Linked DNA regions of Homo sapiens: region 2 is linked to region 1. Evidence: read pairs that join two places in POLR2A ChIA-PET (ENCODE). Cell type or tissue: MCF 10A. All regions are shown on one strand. Links, peaks and the distances in the headings refer to the core of each region. The heading gives the core; the rest is flanking DNA.

Evidence for each region. Peaks named below come from ENCODE experiments on the same cell type or tissue, not always from the same donor. Only the 100,000 strongest peaks of a DNase experiment are listed, where the experiment ranks them.
Region 2: POLR2A ChIA-PET joins it to region 1 with 10 read pairs; 9 of 35 experiments call an interaction of 5 or more read pairs at or near these places.

Annotation. Positions count from the first base shown.
Region 1 is chr20:10,662,322-10,670,658 of GRCh38, reverse strand. It overlaps JAG1 (jagged canonical Notch ligand 1), which reads left to right. Exons shown (of 26, transcript NM_000214.3): 3 at 6,645-6,696. Among named protein-coding and RNA genes, the nearest start is that of JAG1, 7.5 kb to the left of the region's middle. RefSeq lists a silencer at 1-17. In MCF 10A, for the core only: a CTCF peak has its summit at 2,615 (motif pointing right); DNase peaks (open chromatin) are centred at 2,698, 3,518, 4,718 and 5,278.
Region 2 is chr20:10,586,523-10,594,859 of GRCh38, reverse strand. The region is part of intron 4 of SLX4IP (SLX4 interacting protein); the gene reads right to left. Among named protein-coding and RNA genes, the nearest start is that of MIR6870, 59 kb to the left of the region's middle. RefSeq lists an enhancer at 1,605-1,899. In MCF 10A, for the core only: no CTCF peak of the experiment used is centred there; DNase peaks (open chromatin) are centred at 1,779 and 3,719.

The DNA of each region.
Region 1 (8,337 bases), core at 87-8,086:
AAACATAAGATTTAATTCTCAAGAGAAATTGGAGTTTAGGTGTATTTGTTTTTCTGTATGTGGTTGGAGAAACGGCACAGTCCGTAACTTTCAAGAATGATTCCAGGCTGAGTAGAAACGTAACTGAAACACTTAAGTAGCTGAGCGAGTATTTAACTAGAGGGCACAGCTTCATTTAGTTTGGCAATTAACTATGTCTTTTAAAACTGATTTCCTTGAATGGGAAATAAATGAACTTAGTACAGAATTCAAGAGATAGCAAGAAAAGGATATATGGTTAAAAACAAAACAAAACTCCAAACCACCTTGGGCTCCCAACCCCTAGCAGGCACAATTACCATTTGCATGAGTCCTCCCAAATTTGCTGACGCTGGGTATCAGCAAAGGGTGCAGGGGTAGGTCAGTGTAGAAGGTCATGTAGTTCATGCTTTTTGTTTGGAATTATGACCCCTATCCAAGCAACTGTTCATGTTCTAGAGAGGACGAGGAGGAAACGATTTGGTCAGATATGAAATACAGTCCATGTTCTGGTGTGCATGTGAAAGGCTTTGTAGAGGTGGCCCTTCCTGTCATATATCATATCTGAGTATGTCCCACGTGGTGTCCCCTGCCCCGGCTCTGGTCTTGGGGTAGTTTTTCACCACTGGCTTCTAATTCTCATACTGTTGCTGCTCTAAGGGGCTTAACTTGCAGCAACTATCTGGATTAATGATTCTCAAATTGGGGGACCAAGTGATAAGAACCATTATTGTGGGAAGTAATTGGGCTTAACAGGAAATAATTTAGGAATTACCACTTATAAATCACTGAAACGGTTAATCTGTACCTCCCAAAATTAGTGCTAAATCCCAGTAGTGCCTGCTTATTAAAAATACATTAGTGTAATTACCACTACTCATCTCCAAAAGCTTTTTGGGAACTTCAGAACCCCAGTTAGCTGTATTGCTGCATCGGTGGCCCCAGAGTGAAATGAATCTAGAGAAACGTTAGGGGAAGAAATTGGGGTATCTGGCTTATTAGCCTCATATTTAAATTCCATTGATCCTATTAAAAGACTTGCTGAGATCAACTTTTTTTTTTTTTTTTTTTTTTTTTTTTTTTTTTTTTTTTTGGAAAATCCAATGAAACGTGATTCTTCTGTGTGAGGGATGCCAGCTTTGGCCCCCTTCATGCTTCAGGCCTGAATGACCAATTGCCACGATGCTAATCACAGAATGTAATTGACAGGCCCTTACTTTTATGCCTTTTGCTGTCTTTTCCAGTCCCTGAGCTTCTGTAGATATGGTGTGGGCACATGGAGGGCTTAAGGATGGGGTTCTGATTTGACCTGCCTCCTTTCTGCAGCCAGGATTTGCATCCTGCCCGTGTAGTCAGCATGTATACAAAGAAAGAGCATGTGTGTACGTATGTGCTCAGAGCAAGGGACTTTCTGCATGTGGAGAAAACGCCTTTTGCCCTAAGAAGTCTACCTCAAACCAAAGGGATGAAGTGATGTATCTGTGTTGCAACACTGGGCTTGGGGGAAAGTGAAGCTGTGCTTGCTTTGAAAGAGCTGTGCTAAGTATCTGCAGAATAGCTGCTCCAAAAATGGAATCTTTATTCCAGGTACTTGGTTTCTAATTTTTTTTTCTCTTGCAGGTGTAACCTTCTGTGTTTTCTTTCTCCTTGTTGTCTTGTTTCTTAGCAACTTATTCAAACCTCCAGTACTTATAGGAATTTGCAACCCACCAGTTCCACACCCGTAATTCTACAGGGACTTAAGATGTTTTTAGAAAACGGTGAAACTTTGGCGTGGAGGCTCTTGGGGGAGTTCAGTGGGTTAAAAGGAGAGTCAGCAGCAACTTACAGGCATGCAACCTCCCAGAAAATCAGCAATCTAAGTGCTGCTCAAAATCTTCACACCAAATAGTGGTGCCTTTGGGGACCTTTTAGATAGAAGACGTGGAAAGTTTAGCATGGAGAAAAAAGTTACTTAAAAAAAAAAAAACAGTGTCAAGGTAACAAGGAGCCTTCACAGTTCCTGATCTGAAAACAGGAATGTGAACCAGAGGCCTTGGCTGGATTCATATCACCCACTGGCCCCATTGTAGAAGGGCCAGAAGTTGGTCCCAATGTCCGGCTTTCAAGGTTAGTGACAATGTAAGAATGCATGATCTCTGGATGTGCATACAATTAGCGTTGTAATCCATAAATGCAAATACTCCTGCAAATTCTTCCATGGTAAACTTCTGTAAGGCATGTTGCTCTTCCACCTACCCCCATCCTTCAAGCCTAGGATCTAGGCTGCTGAGAGAAGTGACTCTTGGCTTCAGCTTTTAAATATATATATATCTCTCAAAACTTAATCTTTTCTTCCAACTGTTGGAAGATACATTGGGATGAATGGAAAGTGGTGATTCTAAAATGGTGGTGGAAATGGAGGAGGGTCCTGGGTTCAGAAAAATCCCACCTTTACTTTGGTGCATGGCACTGGGTGGCTGTGTTGTGACTTCTTTGCTGATTTCTGATTACCGCATGGACCACAGCAGCCCTGTGACTGCTGTTTTTTTTTTTTTTTTTTTTTTTTATGGTGCCAGTGACATCTACCATTGGTGCAGTGCGTGTGCTGGGAAGAAATTCCGCAAGGTGGCTCCCAGTAGTTAAAGGAGTACATAAATAGTCAAACATGCAGAGTCCTCTACCAGCTCAACCCAGTTTTTATGCACTTTTGGTAAATAAACAGAAAGGCTTCTTGTTCAGGCTTGCTCTGTGTGAACCAGACCGTTGTGCTTGGCTGGCTTCTTGGTATTCTATCTATTAACCTCGCCACCCTTTTGTAACTGGTGCATTTAATTATCAGTGGGATGCTTTTCAAACAGGTAAGGGTAATGATGGGAAAGGGGGTGGGGATGTCTCATTGAGAGTCACAAATCTGGATATGAGCTTTGGGGCCCCTTGGTGAGCCTTTGAGTGGGCTTTGATGAGAAAATCACCCTTTGTAACCAGATCGGACTCTATTGACATGTCAAGCCCTACAGACTTGATTGCTTTCTGTGCCTGAAGTCTTAGCCTAGATGCTATAGGATAGTTGTCCTTTCTTATCTCACTTTCCCAAAACCCACTCGCATTGTGTGCATGAGTACGTGTGCATGCGCCACACATGGACTCCCTGCAACCTTTTCTGCTTAATATGTTTTGTGACTGGAATATTTTATACTCTGGCCACCCAGACACAGGCAGGACAATAGAGTTGGCCGAATTGACTGAAATGAGGATTATGGAGAATAATAGGGCCTCTCCAAAAATAATGCTAACACAGGACAAGCGACAGGAAGCAACAGTTGAGTCAGCAGAGCTCAGGGCCCCTGACGAACCCTGGGAGCCGACTGACTGTGCACAATGGCCGCGTTGGCACGTCGGGCATTCCCAGGATGTGCGTGCCGCCGGCGGGCCTGCCTGTCGCAGCAGCCTGGGGTTTTGGACGCCGCACGCGTGCCGTTTGGATGGCGGTTTATTTGTGTCCGTCAGCTTGGCAGGAGGGGAGGCAGCCGCTTCTCAGGGCTTGGTTTGGCTGTCACTGTTGCCAGGAAAAGGAAGCTCCCGGCTGCCAACACAATTACCTTTGTTTCTTACATCCCCCCTTCTTAATGTGGCAATTAAGTGCTTACCGCTCTGCCCAGTGCCAAGGTAACCGCCATGGAGTGGGACAGGGCAGAGAACACAACCTTGGCACAGCAGCCTAAGTGTGGAGGGCGGGAGGAGGTGCAGGGGCCCCAGCCTTGCTGGGAACCTGGTGGCCCTTGGATGCCTTGGGGCTTTGATGCCAGGACTCTCCTCTAGGTAGAATTCCACAGAAATCTTCCAAAAAGCAATTCCGAAGGCTGACCATTCCTCTTTGATGCCACACCAGAATGGGAACCAGCTGCCAGGTTTCCAGATTTCCTTGGGCTTGGAGCTGGGAAGGGGCTGAAGTGACTCACTTTGCAAATCCAGACTAAAGATCTGTTTGCTACCCCTCCTTCCTGTGTGGCCTTCACAGTACTGTTCTGGAAAACATAAGGAAAGATGAAAGCCAGGTGACTCTTCGGCAGAGTCTTAGTTCTGTAGTCTGAAATCAAGAAAAACCCAGGTATTTGCTTTTGTTGTTGTTGTTTTGCTGTATAAACTTAAGTTTGAACACTTGCCTTTCCAAGCCCTCCTGGGATGGAGGACTCCGCCTCTACTGGGGGTCAGAGTTGCAGTGGCTGCTTGTATGTGACTTCGGCATAGTGGATTTGCTGCTCTGTGGCCTGGTCCCTGCTTTGATGTGGGGTGCATGATCTGGGATCTCAGTGCCTGGGTGTATGTTCAGGGATGTACAGAGGTCAAGTGTGGGCCTGGGAAAAATTAAAGTTCTCTAGCAACTAATAATCATTGTTAAATTATCTTGATTGCTGATCTATAGTGTGGGGATGGAGTGGGAGGTTGAGTGCCTCCTAATAGGAACCTTGGAGGGAATCCTTTTTCTCTGTAGGGCTGGGCAGGAGGAATCCTCCTGCCCCAGGAGACCCTAATCCCCTCCCTGAAACAGACAGGAAAAAAAGTCCAGGCTTTGTTGCCGTCACTGTAGCTCCCTGCCCTCACCCTGTCTCTGCCTCTGAGAAAGAAGGGCAGTTCATGGAAAATCACAGAGCCAGGCACGTAGGGCTGTGTGCAATTCTTTTCTCTCCAGGTGGGGTGATGTCGGTCAGCAACTTCTGAGGTTTTCCCAGTTCTGGCGAGGATGAGCCTGGTAGACTGCTTGGTCGTCCAAGTTCTTGTGCAAGACCTAAGGATGCTTTCCTCTTTGAGTATTAAACTGAGTTAGTACTGCCATGCCAGCTCAGTCCCGGCACCTTCCCTTGCAGTGGGGTTTGTGGGTATTATGTGTTTAGCGCTTGTGCAAGTCTGTCAAAACTCCTGGTATCAATGCATTTAATCAGAGGATTAATTACAACAATACTGTTGAAGTGGAGGACGTGGGCCTCAACGTGACCAGCAAATGAAGGGCTTAATTATACAGAATCAGCCACACATCTGGCCTCATTTTGACTGTGCTCTTACCTCAAATCAGTAGAGAAATATAATTTCTTGCTGCTCTTAGGGAAGAGTCCTGTAATTTGCAGGAAGTCCTAAGAAACTTAAAGAGGCAGTAAATAAGGTATAACTTTCGCTAATAAAATAGTAACAACAGCAATGAATTTGGACCTGTGGCCACTAACAGGAGAGGGCTGGGTATGTGCCCTGGCTTGCCCGGTTTTGCTTGCTTTTCTGAGCATTTTCCCACAGTTATCAGTGAACGAAATGGAATCCTACTCTGCTTTGAGTATGAAACATATTTCGGCTGAATTCCAAGGCAGGGTCTATCACAAGATATTTTTATATTCAGAGATGACCTGCTGTGTCACTCTGAGAGCGCTAAGCTGGCCTTGAGTTATGAATGAAACTCCCTTTTACCCTCCCTTTTTCTCTTTTTCCTTTATCTTATAGGTGCTTTCTCTTCTCTTGGCAGCAGTGTGCTTCTGGTGGCACAGCACGGTATTATTTAATCTATACACGCTTCTATTTCCTATGGCTTGGTTTCTGACACAGCAAAGCAGGGATTCATAACCTAGTTCATGTTCCTTGTCTACCCCACCTGCCTTGAGTACATTTCTTCAGTGCCAAGATAGCAGAAGCTTCATTTAAACGCTGGTGTTTTGTGAGACTGACCTTACTGTAAATTACGAAGGAAAATTTTAGAAAAGGAGGGAATTTGCTAATAGCTTAGGTTTGGCTGGGGGTGGGGAGGTGGAATTCTGAGATAAGCTTGGAAGATAAAAGGTGCCTTCAGTTTAACAGCTGGCATCTTGCCAGTATCCAGGGAATTTGTTTAGTTAGTAGACTCTGATTATTCTTGGAATGTTAGATCTTATTAACAGATAAGTTCATCAATAAATATAACCCATGGGTGTGCGGTTGTTTCTCCCTTTGTACTTTCTTCCCTGGGATCTGCCCCCAACTCCACCGCCCAAGTGAGGTTGACTTCTTTGTCTTGCAGAGTCACTTTGCATCTACCCCCTCCTGTTTCCTAGAGTTACCCGATACTTGTGGGAGCCAGGATGGTCTCACATAGACAGAGTTTTCAAAGGGGTTCTAAAAAGGAAAAGGGGGCCTCCCTAGAGACTGCCTCACCAGGGCCCAAAGTGTAACCTTAGCAATACCCCCTCGGTACAAATACCTGGTTAGGTTAGCTTAGAATAAATTCTTTGTGTGTGTGTGTGTGTGTGTGTGTGTGTGTGTGTGTGTTTCCTCATGCACTAGGGTCAGGGTCTGGAAAGTTTTGGGAAACTATATGCTAAATACTCTCATATCATATAGTGAGGTGGCATTTCCTGATCTCAACTTTGAGCTGCCTGCATGCATGTTGACTCCAGTGCGTCCCTGCCAGGTGAAAGGAGTCATTTGTCAACCTGGGAAGAGTGCTGACAAAGGAAGGGGAGTTGGTTTGGATTTAAACATCCAGGAACTCAATGCAACAACCAACAGAATTTTTATTTTGGCATTATGGTTTTGTTTGGTGGGGTATTCTGGGAGGCCAAGAATGTACGAGATTTTGGAAAGTCGACCCTGTTTCTGAATTGCTAAATTGTTTGTTTGTCTTGCAGAGGTCCTATACGTTGCTTGTGGAGGCGTGGGATTCCAGTAATGACACCGTTCGTAAGTATCGCTTCTGTGGACTTTTCTCTAAACACACGTGGAAGTGTGGGGCTTGGCCAACCAGTTGGAGCTGGATCTGTCTCCTTAGTACTTAGCATTTCTGCCACCTCTTGCCTTCTGTTCTCCCCTGTACCCCAGGGTGAACCTTCAGTGGAATGTATTCCTTAACTTTTCTAGGATTTTTGCTTGGAATATTAAGTGGCCAGAACAGAATCCCAGTTAACTCATTCCCTGATTATGAAACCTAGATTATCTTCGGGATAGAGATCTTAATGGTTTTACAACTTTAAAACCTTGTAGTCTGCTAAAGGATCAAAGTAGTGACTTTTTAAAAGTCCATTTAAACTTTAAGTGAGTGTTTAATCTCTCATCAGAAAGATAAAGCCATAAAGGTGGTGCTGGGCTCTAGAGACCGACCTTGAATTTCACTTGGTGGGCAGGTGAGCTTCTAGTCTCTCCGGGTTTCCCACACTGCTCCACAAACCTTTCATTGAAGCGCAATTCCAGAGCTTCACAGCCATTACCTGCCTTGTCCCTTTCTGAAAGATGGCTCTGTTTTCAGTGCAGGTTGCCTTTCAGGACTGAGGGGTTGGTTTTGGTGGATAAGCCATGGAGGATGTGATTGAAATGACATAGTCTGGCTTACAAAGTAGTCTTGCTCTTTAATTGTAACTTTACAGTGTTTTCGCTCACGAGCCGAAACTTCAAGTTCCCTTTTTGCCAGCAGAGTTTGGGTTGCGGTCGCTGGAAAACTTGATGCTCACTGAAATCTCTTGGTCTGTGCATGAGGAAGAGTGGATCCAGCTTCTTGTCTTGGCTCTCTGTTCTCTGAATGCCTTGTACTTTTTGCTTTTCTATCTTACCATTTTTTTTTGTTTGCTTTCACTGTGAATAATATATTTTCATCTTTCCTTGCCTTGCTTTTTTTTGCTGACAGAAAATGGTGAATGCACACCGTGGGTGCAGTGAGGGCTTGGTGCCTGCTACGTGGGCAGCTTCCACCTGTGGCTGGCTTATTGGGCTACTTGGAGCCACAGAATCATTGCTGAGCTCCGATGTGCCAGAGAGTCCCAGGCCATTTGGGTCACTCTTCTAGCTTGGGAATCTTAAGTCCAGCTTTTTGGATGTCATCCTCCCTGGAGGGGGAGCTCATGAAAGTCCAAGGTTCGAGTCTTCCTCCCCAGAGGGCTACCCTGTAATGCCGTGGGGGGGTGTGTGTGGGGGTGGCAGGGAAGCTCTGTCAGCCTTGGCTATGGCTGATGCCAGTCAGGGTCATAGACACCTGTTTGTTCTCCCCTCCCTGCCACAAACGTTGAGGACTGTGAACATTATGTCACTGTGACCTGCTTACAATGGTAACTAAGCGTTAGGCAGAAGGGGTTGAGGAGGGGGGAGACATAGGCTCTTCTGTAATAGTATGGTGTCGACATGGTGTTCTTTCCCCTCCCTTTTAGCTATTGAAACAATCCACCCGGTAGAGTGAACAGCTTGAGGTTGATCCTGGCCTGTGATAAGAGCCAGGTCAGTATACTTGTTAGGGACATGTGAGAGACCTCCCCGCCACACTGCAGCATTCACAGCACCTTTCCTGGACCTCCTGTCACCTCGCAGGTCAGGGAGTTATGTCCCCTGGGAACCCAG
Region 2 (8,337 bases), core at 78-8,077, 76 kb after region 1:
ACCACAGTCCTCCTACTATTTTATTTCATATTCTGTCTAAAATAAGCTGCTCCAAAATGGCTCTACTAGAAATTTGCAGTCTTCATAAACAGAAAGGCAAAAATTACGACAAAAAAACTCAAATATGAATTGAACAAATTCCATCCTGGCTTAGCAAGGCAGTAGATTAGTTTCAAGTAGTACCATGTTCCAATGAGTAATGGTTTTAAGGGAGTGGTCATTTATTTGGGTTGTCACAGTTCACAGTCCCAAGACACTGAGAGCAAATATTCAATGAGAGATTTTACTGTAAAACTATCCAGCCTCACTTGTTTTCCAGGGGATTCATAGCTAAGGCGACTTGAGCTTCCCCACAGCTGCCAACGGGAGTCTGTGGTCTGGTGCGTAACAGTGGGAAGTCCTCTCCCACAGCTATTACGAGACCATTCATGGACGAGCCTGGGAAAATGCCTCTGTGTGGCTTGGTGAGCCATCAGGACCTCCGGGCAGGTGAATTCCACTTCATTGTGGACCCCACCCACCACCTGTGTGGCTCTCTTCCAGCAAAGCCTTCTCCCAAACTACAAGGCAGGCTCAGGAAGACCTACGATGCCCCTCAGTACTTCTCTCCCTGAGATGACTCCATTATTATCATCACTCACACAGTCTGAAACATTTCAAACATTCAGAAAAGTAGAAAAATAATGTCATGAACATCCCAAAACCCACCATCTAGATTCAATAACAGTTAATATTTTGCCGTATTTCATACACATATTTTCTAAACTGCTTCGAAGTGGACATCATGAAACCTTACTCCTAAACATGTGAGCACAGCTCTTGAGCAATAAGGAAATTCTCCTTCATCACCACGACACTATTATTACAACTGAGTATGACATTACCGATCAAATAATCAGCCTATATTCAAATTTCTCCATTGTCCCAAAATGTGTATCACTGATCTGATTTTCCTTTGAATCGGATCCAACCAAAGATCATGGATTTTAAGAGATGTATTTGCTTATATCTCTTTTAATCTAAAATAATCTCCCTTTACCTTTTAAAAAAAGAACTCTGAACTTTTAAAGAGATCAGGCTAGTTGTGTTATAGAACAACCCCATTCTACATTTGAATTTTTTTTTTGACAGGGTCTTGCTGTGTTGCCCAGGCTGGAGTGCAGTGGCACAATCACAATTCACTGCAGCCTCAACCTCCTGGGCTCAGATGATTCTCTCACTTCAACCTCCTGAGTAGCTGGGACCACAGGTGCATGCTACCACACTCATCTAAGTTTTAAAATTATTTTTAGAGACATGGTCCCCCTATGTTGCCAAGGTTAGTCTTGAACTCCTGGGCTCAAGCGATCCTGCTGCCTGGACCTCCCAAAATGCTGAGATTACAGGTGTGAGCCACTGCACCCAGCTAAGCTTTTTTTTTTAACCTCAGTTGCCTAAACACAAAATTTCAACCTGTATGCTCTTTTAAAATGCCAGCCATTTATTAATTTTGACTTCTCCTTTAACTGCTGTAGGAAATTACAGGTTCAAACTAAAGCTATAATGACAATTCAAAGACTGGCATACAGATGACCTGAAAATTTGGTCCTAATGATAATTTCAAAGAAATAAAATTATGGATTTGTAGATAGTTAAAATTTTGGTGAAGATAAGCTTACTTAGGTAGGTTGGATAGTGGTCTGATATTTGCTTTAAGAAAGGGCACTTTGTCATAATCAGATTACTATGTGCTAACCCGGAAGCAGCTCTGCATTGCACGCCAGTTCAGACATGTGACTGTTTCCAGTCTGAAGTCATGAGTCAGTTCTCAAGCTTGGTTGTGATTTAATAAGAGAACAGGAAGAAAGAGGCTGATACCAACTGAGTACTGACAGTATCTTGGGTATTAGACTAGACTAGGAACATATAATATACTTAAAAGATGAAGAGGCTAGGCACAGTGGCTCACGCCTGTAATCCCAGCACTTTGGGAGGCCAAGGTGGGCAGATCACGAGGTCAGGAGATCGAGACCATCCTGGCTCACATGGTGAAACCCTGTCTCTACTAAAATAAAAAAATTAGCCAGGCGTGGTGGCACGCACCTGTAGTCCCAGTTACTTGGGAGGCTGAGGCAAGAGAATCGTTTGAACCCAGGAGGCAGAGGTTGCAGTGAGCCGAGATCATGGCACTGCACTCCGGCCTGGGCAACAGAGTGAGACTCCATCTCAAAAAAAAAAAAAAAAAAAAAAAAAAAAAAGATGAAGAATACGTGTGCTTTCAAGCTATTTCATTAAGGAAAAATGAAGTTGTAACTCATTACATCCCAAACTGTGTCACTCAGAAAGTTGCACCTTGTCCTTATCAAAAGGCCTAGGGTAGAAAGGGTAGGGAAATCATGAGTTTGATGCTGTCACTTCAAACATGAAAAGAGACTAAGTATGAGATGGGGCCTATGAAAAAGCCTTGATGGGGCCTTTGGAAACATGTTATGGGTCCAAGTGTGACCTCCTCTATTGCTGGTGATGGGGGGGGGTTGGAGAAAGGGGTTGTTCTGTGGGAACTGAAAACCAAGAGTCCTGTCCCAAGTTTAGGAATATACATACGGGATCCTAGTCTAAGACCACAACTGGGAAACAAATTTGGTGGGTAAGTGGAATATTTGATCCTAGGCTAAAAATTTCACTTATTACCCAAGACATTTAGAGATTCCAAAAAGGTTCCCTTGAGATAACATTTCATGTCCCTAAATAAGGACAGTACTAGACTCTGAGTCACAATAAAGCTATGTCTATTTGATGCCAAAACAAATGGAGCATGAAATGTTTCATGAATAAAATCATTATTTATAAAATAATTCTTCGGAGCCAAATTTATTTAGAAAAAAACACCCATTTTCTGCCTGTCACCCTTTTGACTTTGTAGGTAATGCCAGAGGGCACATGTGCCACAAATTTCATTTTCTGTGGGACCCATCAGAGATTGTTCACATGGAATAAGAAGGCTTTTCAGAGCAGACAAAAATTAGAATAAAACAAATTGAGAAATGATCACTTCAGATTTCTTCCCCATGTTGCTTTCCCACTTTTTTGTTTATTTAAAAAAAGGCCCTTAACATTAAATATGAAAACTGTGTTTGGATAACACGCAAGCATAGATGAAATGATATTCAAAACTATGGTTCCCACAATCATAACTCTGCCAGGCCATGCATAATGATAAGAATAATATAATACTGTGTACTTATAAAACTCAAAGTTCTCTTTAAAACCCTTCACTCATCTTTAAATAACTATACACAAAAGAAACAGAGATGTTTAATAAGCCTTCTAAATGAGGTAGCTGCTTGTTTGAACTATTAGCTGTTCAAGCAGGCCCCTCTGCAATGGATTTCAAATTTCCTGTGCATACAGAGGAACACCAGATGAAGCATATCCTCTGTGGCCTCCCTGTCTTGCAGGGAATCCATTTCAACTCTGAGATTCTAGATCATGTGCAATGAGAAAGAGAGTTCATGAACCACTGGACTATTCTAACAGGACCATGGACCCAAAGGACAAGAAACAACCTTGGAAGTCTCCTAGTTCATTTCCTGTTTGTCAGCCAGGACCACATTAAAACCATCTTTTAAAAACAACACCAAAATGCTGAGTGAGAAGATGCTATACCTACCTATGTGCCACTTTATCTGTCCTTTATATGAACTGAGATTGCAAACTTAATGCCTGAGGGGTAAGACAGGTAACAGGAAAAGGGTTGGGTTCTGACTGGAAAACTGGAGAGAGCTCAGGGCTTGTTTAAAGGGGACAGCAGTGATTTTCAAACTCATCGGAAACTAGGGCACAGGGGTACCAGAAAAGCTGGAAATCCAAGTTTTTATGTGAAATCTCTTCAAATTTTAACTTTGCAAACAATTCAAACTTTTAAAATATATTGTGTGGTCCAAATAATATGTCTCTGAGAGCCAACGTAGCTTTATATTGTCAGTTTGCAATCTCTAACTTAAATTCTTCACACTTCAGTTGAATTTCTTTTTTGTGTGTCTTCGGCAGAGCTAAAGGAAAGCTGGCCACTACCAAATGCTTGAAGATAGGTATTCAGTTTCAATTTAGTCATTTATTCTAAGCTAAATAAACCCAGGTCCTTAACCTTACTAAACAGGGCATGTTTTTCTACGTTAAAATCATCTTTCTGACTCTTAGGTCTGACATTAAAGATACTCAGCCGGGTGCGGTGGCTCATGCCTGTAATTCTAGCACTTTGAGAGGCTGAGGCGAGTGGAATGCCTAAGCTCAAGAGTTTGAGACCAGCCTGAGCAACACAGCGAAACCCCATCTCTACTAAAATACAAAAAATTAGCCGGGTGTGGCAGTGTGCGCCTGTAATCCCAGCTACTCCGGAGGCTGAGGCAGGAGAATTGCTAGAACCCGGGAGGCAGAGGTTGCAGTGAGCCGAGATCGCGCCACTGCACTCCAGCCTGGGTGACAGAGCAAGACTCTGTCTCTAAAAATAAAATTAAAAAAATAAATAAATACATACATAAATAAAATAAAATAAAATGATACTCAAGGGTTTGACTCAATATGGGGGAAAATGAAAAGATGATATAATTTTAGAAATCATTAATTGTATAAATGTGTGGGATCTGCATTAAAAAATTACAAAGTTTTCATAATTAATTAGGAAAAGGTCTTAAAAAGATTAATATACCATGTTCTCAACTGGAAGGGCTAACCATCATAAAGATGTGAATTGTTCCCATATTTATTTGTTTAACAAATATGTACCGAGTGCCTATTGTGTACCAGACAATTCCAGTCAAATATCACAATGAAACTGTTATTTTTTATGTGTGTAAGGGGAGGAGGCAGTTTGGAAGCTGCGAAAAATAATGCTAAATTTAATCTAAAAGAATAGTTAAAAAAAATTCAAAGTAAAAAAAATTTTTTTCCTAATTAAAAGTAACATAGACTCAATGTATTTTTAAAAATCTAGACAAAAAAAGGTGTAAAGAGAAATGAATCTTCAACAATCCGACCACCCAGAGACCCTTTGTCACTTTCGACTTTTGATATCTTCTAGGTCTTTTCTCAAAATATATAATCACATATACTCTTATTTCTTTCTACAAAAACGAAATCATATGATGAATGTTGTTTTATAACGTGATTTTTAAAAACCTCAGTACTATGAACATTGACTTTGTGTATGATACCATTTAGAAATCCGTTTTTATTCTTTCCCAAATGAATAATAAATTGAGTATTCAACAGAAGATCCCCACTGATCCCTGGTTGCCAGGTCTGTCATACACAGACCTCTCTTTCTGACTCACTTTATTCCACTAGCTTATCATCAGTCAGTTAACACTATGTTAATTACCTGAGCTTTATTTATAATAAATCTTAATCTAGTAGGGCAATTTCCTTTCCTGACTCCCAACATTATTTTTCTTCTTCATCAGGAGTACTTGAAGTTATTCTTGGCCTTTTATCCTTTTATTAGCTTGTCCAGTTGCATGAAAAGCCCTTTCAGGGTTGGATCAGAAAGACCTTGAATTTATAGATCAATTTGGAGAAAATAAACATCTTTATGATAATGACACTTCCCATACATTTGACATGGTAAATCTCCTAATTATTTTTAATAACTTATTTAATACCTTCCAATAAAGTTTTTTTAGTGTTGTCATGTAAATGTTATCTCCTAAAAACTACATTTTTAAACTGCCTGCTGTTGTAACTGACTTCTATATGTTGTCAGCTGAAATGCCTATTAAATCTTTTTTCCCCACCTTTATTGGGGTATAATTGATAAATAAAAGTTGTATACATTTAAGGTATAGAACATGATGATTTGATATATGTATCTATTGTGAAATGATTACCACAATCAGGCTAATTAATACAACTATCACCTCATATAGTTATCTCTCTTTTTCTTGCAGTGAGAACATTTAAAGATCTCTCTTACCAAATTTCAAGTATGCAATGATTATTAACTACAGTCACCACAGTGTACATTAGATTCCCCAGAACTTATTCACCTTATAACTGATAGTTTGTGTCCTTTGACCAAATCTCCCCTTCCTTCCCTCATTGACCCCTTCCCCTAGCCAGACTCTGTCCCTACCCCTGCCTCTGGCAATCATCATTCTACTCTCTGCTTTTATGAATTAGGCTTTTTTAGATTCTACATACAAGTGAGATCACACAGTATTTGTCTATGTCTGGCTTACTTCATGTAGCATAATGCACTCCAGGTTCATCAGTGCTGACACAAATAGTAGGATTTCCTTCTTTTTTTATGGCTGAGTAATGTTCCATTGTATACATACAGCACATTTTTAAAGATGCTAGTTTCATTTCCTTTGTATATATACCCAGACGTGAGACTGCTGGATCATATGGTAGTTCTGTTTCTACTTTTCTGAAGAATCTCCATACTGTTTTCCATAATGGCTGTACTAATTTACACTCCCATCAAAAGCATGCAAGGGTTCCCTTTTCTCCACACCTTCACCAATACTTATTATCTCTTTTTATAACAGCCATTCTAACAGGTATGAGATGACATCTCACTGTGGTCATAACGTGCATTTCCTGATGGTAAATAACGTTAAGCACCTTTCCATATACCTGTTTACAATTATATGTTTTCTTTGGGAAAATATCTACTTAGGTCCTTCCCCATTTTTAATTGGGGTATTTAATTTAGTTGTTTTCTTTCTTCCTTTTCCTTTTTTTTCTTTGCTATTGAGTTGTATGAGTTCCTTATATATTTTGGATATTAATCCCTTATTAGATATATGGGCTTGAAAATATTTATTCCATTCTATAGGTTACCTTTTCATTTTGTTGATTGTTTCCTTTGCTGCACAGAAGTTTTTAGTTTGATATAGTTGCTTTTGTTACCTGTCTTTTGGGGTCACATCCAAAAAAATCATTGTCAGGACCAATGTCAAGGAGCCATTTCCCAACTTCTTCTACTAGAAGTTTTATGGTTTCAGGTCTCACATTTAAGACTTTAATATATTTTAATTTTTGTGTATGGTATAAGATAAAGATCCAAGTTCATTCTTTTGCATTTGGATATCCAGTTTACCCAGAACCATTTATTGAAGAGACTATTCTTTCCCCATTTTGCATTTTTGGTGCTCTTGTCAAAGAATATTTGGCCATATACACATGAGTTTATTTCTGGGCTCTCTATTTTGTTCTGTTGGTCTAGGGCCCATTTTTACGCCAGTGCTATTCTGTTTTGCTTGCTATAGCTTTGTTTTAATTTGAGTAATTTGTATGTATATTTATTTTAGATTTTTCTGCATATACAATCATACCATGTACCAAAAAAGGGACTTTTCTTCATCTCCAATTTTTTCACCTGTATATTTTTTTCCTGTTTTATTCTTTGGGCTGGAACTCCTCCAGTAGAGTGTTGAATACTGCTGCTGGTAGGTATCTTCTGGTGCTCCTTATTATAAAGCTAACACTGTTAATGTTTCACTTACTACTGAGAACATTTGTTGTAGACTTTTTGTAGACATATTTCTAATTTTCTAAAAATTTTTATTATAAATACTGGTTGCTTTTCCTGTACCTTGTATAATTGTTACATGCATTGCTCTTTTTAATTTATTAATGTTGTAAATATTACAAATTGACTTTTAATGCTGAGCCAACTTTGTATGATATCATGATTTTGTTTTCTATATTGCCAAATTTAGCTTGCTAATATTTAGTTTAGGATTTCTGCTTTTATATTTGAGTGAGATTGACCTGTAATTTTCTTCTCTTTTATTGTCCTGTTTTTTTCTTTTCTTTTTTGATCCTAGTTTTTAGTGTCAAGTTATAGTAACCTCATAAAATGAATTGGAGATGTTAACATTTATTCAAGTACATAAAACTGGAGTTACCTAGTTCTTAAATTTTGGGGCGAACTGTCCTGGTAAAATATCCAGACCTGGTGCTTTCTTTTTTAACCAGTGGTTTAAATTCTTTAATAATCTATTCAGGGTTTATATTTATTCTTAGCTCACATTAACAATTTATATTTTTCTATGAATTTTTCTATTTCACCTTAGTTTTCAAATTTATTGGCACGAAGTTGTTCTTAATAGTCTTTTATTTTAATTTCCACCTAATTTAATTATGTCTTTTTTCATTACTAATACTTCTATTCCTGATCTAATTACGTCTTTTTTTCATTACTAATACTTCTATTCCTAATATTTCTCTTCATCTTTTTTTCCCTCTTTATCACAAATTACTGCATACCTATCATTAACAAGCTGTTAAGCCAAAATAAGCAAGAAACCATTAGTCTGGGGTTGTTTCTGTACTAGGAACCCTTACATAAAT